Regions from separate parts of the Homo sapiens genome. Here region 2 is linked to region 1. A link is a loop called in an ENCODE intact Hi-C map of the cell type or tissue named here. Cell type or tissue: right lobe of liver. All regions are shown on one strand. Each heading gives the region's core, and the rest is flanking DNA. Links, peaks and the distances in the headings are about the cores only.

What was found. A loop is a pair of places that touch in the nucleus more often than their neighbours do. Peaks named below come from ENCODE experiments on the same cell type or tissue, not always from the same donor. Only the 100,000 strongest peaks of a DNase experiment are listed, where the experiment ranks them.
Region 2: a loop joins it to region 1, with 2.2 times the contacts of the local background. A loop is called at or near these places in 2 of 110 quality-filtered maps.

The regions. Positions count from the first base shown.
Region 1 is chr10:93,179,737-93,182,646 of GRCh38, reverse strand. No RefSeq gene overlaps it. Among named protein-coding and RNA genes, the nearest start is that of CYP26A1, 110 kb to the right of the region's middle. In right lobe of liver, for the core only: no CTCF peak of the experiment used is centred there; DNase peaks (open chromatin) are centred at 496, 1,206 and 1,796; H3K27ac peaks cover 2,231 bases.
Region 2 is chr10:93,223,336-93,226,245 of GRCh38, reverse strand. No RefSeq gene overlaps it. Among named protein-coding and RNA genes, the nearest start is that of CYP26A1, 150 kb to the right of the region's middle. In right lobe of liver, for the core only: a CTCF peak has its summit at 1,678 (motif pointing left); no DNase peak of the experiment used is centred there; H3K27ac peaks cover 366 bases.

The DNA of each region.
Region 1 (2,910 bases), core at 306-2,805:
GCAATGTGGATTTGGCTATAGTCTTTAGAGCATTTATTCTAAGCCTGTTCCTGCCCTGTTTTCCAAGCTCATCCCCTAACTTTCCCAGTGATTCTATGACCTCCCTGATATCCTTTTGATAAACTTCTTTTCTGCTTAAATCATTCTGTTGCTTGCAATCAAGAGCTCTGATATATGAATAGCCTCTTCAGTCTTAGCATGGTCATCTATAAAATGGGATTATGGGTGCTGCCTCAGAGTACTGAGAGGCGAACTGATGAAAGAGCACATGAAGGCCCCTAACCCTACATCATGTATATAGTAGAAGCTCAATACAATATATAGCGGATTGTCACACTTATTTTCCATTTTGGGCCTCTCAGTTTACCTTAACCATGGATATCAGGGTGTGTTGGGGAGAAGAAAATCAAGCCATTTTACTCACCGTTGTAAATATCACCATCATTATCTTGATTGTGGCAGTTATTCATTTATCGGGTGCCCTATTGCATGCCCGGCACTGTGCCTGGCAACATACATATCCTGCTTCCAATCCCTGTAACACTGCAAGGTACATAGCCTTCCCATTTTTCAGATAAACAATCTGACATCACAAATGGTTAACAATTTGCCTAAGTTTTCACAATGAATTTAAGCCCAATGGAGCAGAAACTGCGCAAAAGGAATTGTGCAAAAGTTTAGAGGCTTCTCAGAAAAACTAAGGAACTTGAAATGTAGCTATATTTAGACATCCAGACATAATCAGTTTAACCATTTTGACCAAATCAGAACGATTAAATGGTTTGGTTGAGGTTTCAGACTAGAAACCTTGACCCAGAATCCTGTGACTTAAGTCAAAGAGACTGAATAGTTGTGCCTCTGTTTAGACCCTGGAATTTCAATGGGTGCAGATGATGTTTATCAGAATCGTCTTGAGAATTCTTTCAAACCACACATACCTGTCCTCCCCTCCTCCCCAAAGAGAAGGGACTGAGTGGCAGTTGCTGATACAAGAAAATCCTGAGACCAGACATAGATGCCCTGCAATTTGGGGAAACAGAAGGGAATTTTTCTTTTCCCATGAAGACTCATAGCCCAGCTTTACTGTCTCTAGGCACTAGGAGAAAATGAAATTTCAAAGGTCAAAAATAAAAGTACTCATTTTGCACAATGCCACTGGAGTGACACTGCAATGACGGGAAAATGTGAACTATGTGAGGGAGGGCGAGTTTCGCATGCAGGCAGACAGGCTCTTCTCAGTGCAGGGACTCCAGAGCCCCAGGCGTCTGGAACCCACCAGGCACCTTCACCCACCCGGGGAAGCCTGGTGCCTTTGCATGTCTTAAAAGCCAGTCTATACTTTGGCTCCTGGAATGAAAAATTACACCAAAAGAAATGCCTGATTTTTATTAACTAGCCTCAAAAGGAGTCTTTCACTAATTCTGGGGAAAGTATTTTGCTTGAGTGCTATCCCACTTTGGCAAATGTGATGTGGAGGGGTTGGCTCTAAGGGGTTTTGCCCTGGGCAAATGGTTGAGCACAAACACCCTGCTGACTCCGGGGACAATTTAAAGGCGAGGGAAGAGATTTCCTTGAATCGATATGGTAGAGCCAAAATAAATGGCTACTCCTGTTCTCTTGAGAAAACATTATTATGATTTTTTTTTTCTCACAAAAGAGATCCCCGATGCAATTGACCAGGGAGAGTACTAGGAGGCCTGGTTTGGGATTCAAAGAGGCTGGGCCTAGTCCAGAAGCCTCTGAAGCCGGTTGCTCAGCCGCCATGTGCCTGGAGCAAGGGAAGGGGCGGAAGTGGCTTTGGATCTGCGCCACCCTCGCAGCATGTGAACAGGCCTGGGTTTTGACAGATTAAAGATGGCTCCTGCAGACCGGGCAGGAGTGGGTGGTATCAGGGCTTTTACCCAAAGCTCTCCGTCAACTGCAGCAAAGTGAAAACGCACATGGACAATCCTGGATCAGCAGCAAAGATTTTGGAAGGAAATGTTAGCGAAAAGCCAGAGCAGGAGACCAGAGCAATAAATCAGGCCGGGAGAAGTCTGAGTTGAAGGATGCTGCTGCCTGGCCTATCACTCCCCGGCCAGCGGAAGCACACGTGGGTCACATCCGCATTGACTCTAGCACCCTGCCAGCTTATTCTGGCTCCAAGAAAATGAGAACATCTTGGCTAAAGATGTTGGGGGCAGCGAGTGATTTTAAGTAAAAAAAAAAAAAAAAAAAAAATCTACTTGAAGGGAAACTAAAGGTCTGGGGCCTCTCACTTTAGACAAACGGGCTAACTAAAGCATGGTGGCTGGAACTAAGGTTCACAGGAGAATAAAAGCTGATGGAAAAGAGAAAAGCAGGGGAAAGAACCAGTATCCATCTTTCAGGGATGTTTTCTTGGGTACCACACTGATGATTTTTGGAAAATTAATAGTAAAATGCCAACACAAACTCCCTAGTCACTATTATAAGGTGGTTAAAAGCTCAGGATTGATTGATTAATTGATTATTTGAGACAGAGTCTTGCTCTGTCACCCAGGCTGTAGCGTAGTGGTGCAATCTCGGCTCACTACAACCTCCACCTCCCGGGTTCAAGCAATTCTCCTGCCTTAGCCTTCCAAATAACTGGGCTACTGGCGCGCAGCACCATGCCCGGCTAATTTTTGTATTTTTAGTAGAGACAGGGTTTTACCATGTTGGCCAGGCTGGTCTCAAACTCCTGACCTCAGGTGATCTGCCCGCCTTGGCCTCCCAAAGTGCTGGGATTACAGGCGTGAGCCACCGCACCTGACCCAAAAGTCCAGGATTTAGATTCAGACCTCTGAGCCTCAATTTCTTCATCCATATAACAGGTGCAATAATTCCTGTTTCATAATGCAAGGATTATCCAAAGCACAGGGCCCTGGTGTGGCAGCTGAGATCATTTGT
Region 2 (2,910 bases), core at 217-2,716, 44 kb before region 1:
CACCATCCTTCAATTCATCCCCATGACCTCATTTTTCCTGGACACCAGACAAGAGATCGGGACCCACCGAGTGTAGGTATCCAGAGAGTCTGTCACACTAGCCCTTTGCCCTCACTGGCAGAGGGCAGTCGCCCCATGTGACAAGGCAAGGAGCCAACTGAGCTGCTAACACGCAGCTGACCACGGACAGCAGAGCTAAGAGAGCACTGTAACACTCCCTCTGGGGCACCAGGGTAGCAGGCACCCCCACCTGGGTATCGCCATGGGCCCTACATGAAGCTTGCTCCTGCCAGCATCTGGAATGGCCAGCTGGATCCTGCACTTTTTCACTCATGCCTGGTCTGGTCACAGGCCCTGCATGAAGCTTGCTTCTGCTGGTGCCTGGAGCAGCTGGTGCCCAGAGCAACCGAATGGATCCCACACTTGCTCACTCATGTACTCCCTCCTGCAAAGGGTTGACTTTGGTGGGCTGAGTAAACAGGGCACGCCTGTCGTGAGTCCGTCGAAGGGGCCAAGAAAAATCCTGCATCAAAACTATCAGAAAATGAGCACACACATATGTGCAGAGCTAATGTCAAGCAAAGTTCAGAATGTTAAGGATCTAGGTTTGTCTCATTTTTTTTTTTTTTTTTTTTTTTTTTTTTTTTTTTTTTTTTTGAGATGGAGTCTCACTCTATCGCCCAGGCTGGAGTGCAGTGGCATGATCTCAGCTCACTGCAACCTCTGCTGCCCAGGTTCAAGTGATTCTCCTGCCTCAGCCTCCTGAGTAGCTGGGATTACAGGAGCCCACCACCACGCCCGGCTAATTTTTGTATTTTTAGTAGAGACAGGGTTTCACCATCTTGGCCAGGCTGGTCTTGAACTCCTGACCTCGTGATTCACCTGCCTCAGCCTCCCAAAGTGCTGGGATTACAGGGGTGAGCCACTGTGCCTGGCCTGTCTCATTGTTTTAATGCTTCCTTGATTTATGAAAAGAAAGTTGTGTATGGAGAACACCACAGACAGAAACAAAGGGAGATGAGGTAGGAATTAAAAGAGAGAGAGAGGCTTGGCGTGATGGCTGATGCCTGTAATCCCAGCACTTTGGGAGGCCGAGGCGGGCAGATCACGAGGTCAGGAGATCGAGACCATCCTGGCTAACACGGTGAAACCCCACCTCCACTAAAAATACAAAAAATTAGCCGGGTGTGGTGGCACACACCTGTAGTACCAACTACTCCGGAGGCTGAGGCAGGAGAATTGCTTGAACCCAGGAGGCAGAGGTTACAGTGAGGCAAGATTGTGCCACTGCACTCCAGCCTTGGTGACAGAGTGAGACTCTCTTAAAAAAAAAAAAAAAAGAGAGAGAGAGAGAGAAAGAAAGCCAGAGGAGAGAGAAAGAAAACCAGACAGAAAAACTGGCATCTGCATAGAATGGGGACCATGCAGTGTCCTGCAAAGCCCAAACTGTATCAGTCTTGGCTAACCCTTCCCTGAATTCTCCTCTTTATAGAGGGGGTGAGTTTGAATTGGAGGATTTGCCCTCCTGTCTGGTCTAGTCAGACAGCTGGGAGACCCTCAGCAAGCTCTAATGCTCCACAATTCCAGAAATTGGCCAAGCCTCTATTCCTAGCCAGAGAGACCTCAGCAGCTACTGTGGGTGTCAGGACAGAGTCTGTGTGATCAAGGTGCCATCGGGTGGTGCTGGTGTCTTTGTGTCAACAAGATAAGCCTTTCTCCTGATTCTTCTGGGTGCAAGTTAGCTGAAACTAGGATCTTCACTTTCATGGGTCATGCCATGGACAAGGAAAAAGGAGAGCTGAGTTCATCCTTTCTGATGTCTGTTTTATGCTGTCATGGCACAAAGGAAGACAGAAAGCCCCACATCTGACTTGGGAGTTGAAATCCAGGTGAGGGATGAGGATAAACAGGTGCCGAGGGCCTGCTGTTTATACAGGTGTGCCAATTCTCCGACCACCTTGGTACTGCCCTCCCATTGACGAGCCCACTAGTGGAGGGCCCAGCATCCACTCTGTACACCATGGTGGGCTGCAGTTTCATGGGAGAGCTCCATCTACTGGAAGAGCCCTCTACCCCATCTGTTCTCTAGAAAGTGGTTAATACACATTCCCCCTAAAGTAAAAACCTAGATGTCATTTAAAGTGTGATCCCTCCAAGAGAAACGTAAGTTCCAACAACAGATCTAAAGGCAATTGATGTTGGAGCAATAATGATGGAAATCTGGGTGGCCTTTTCCAAATACCAGTACAGGTGACATTGAGGGGCAGCAGCTCTTCAGAACTCACTTCAGATCATGACCCTGACCACTCATAAGGGTGCCTCTGAATGGAATAACAAGATTTGGGTGATGCTTGGAGGATTCTGTTTTCTCCTAATTAATTTATTCTTTTTGAGTTACCATAAAACTTGAAGGCCTAAGTAAATTCAGGGCACCCTAAAATGCACTTCAACAACAACCTGGCCAAAATCTCACAATATTCTCTGTAAGCTATTCCATTCAATTGCAGTGTCAAATTGAAGCATTGGTGGGGCCCAGGCAAAGTATGATAATATCACAGCTCCTCCCTCTACCCTATACTTGCTTTTTCACAGACAGTGAAACGTTGGCATCATTCTTCAGGAGACACATAAGGGAAGGTGACTGAGCACAGGTGTGGAGCCAGAGGCTCAAGGTATGGTGGAGCTGTGGCTGGCACTAGCTTCTGAGCTTTCCCGGTTTCCTTAACCATGACCAGGAGGCCCAGAGAGCCACAGGTCTGAGAGAAGAGTGAGAGGAAGCAAGGTTCCAGAAGCACCATCTCTGCGAAAATATGGCATTGAGGACTTGCAAACAGATTTACTAATGGGAAAAACTATGCTGAGAAACACTTTTGGTGTATCAGAGGACATGGGAAGATTTAGCTTAAGGTT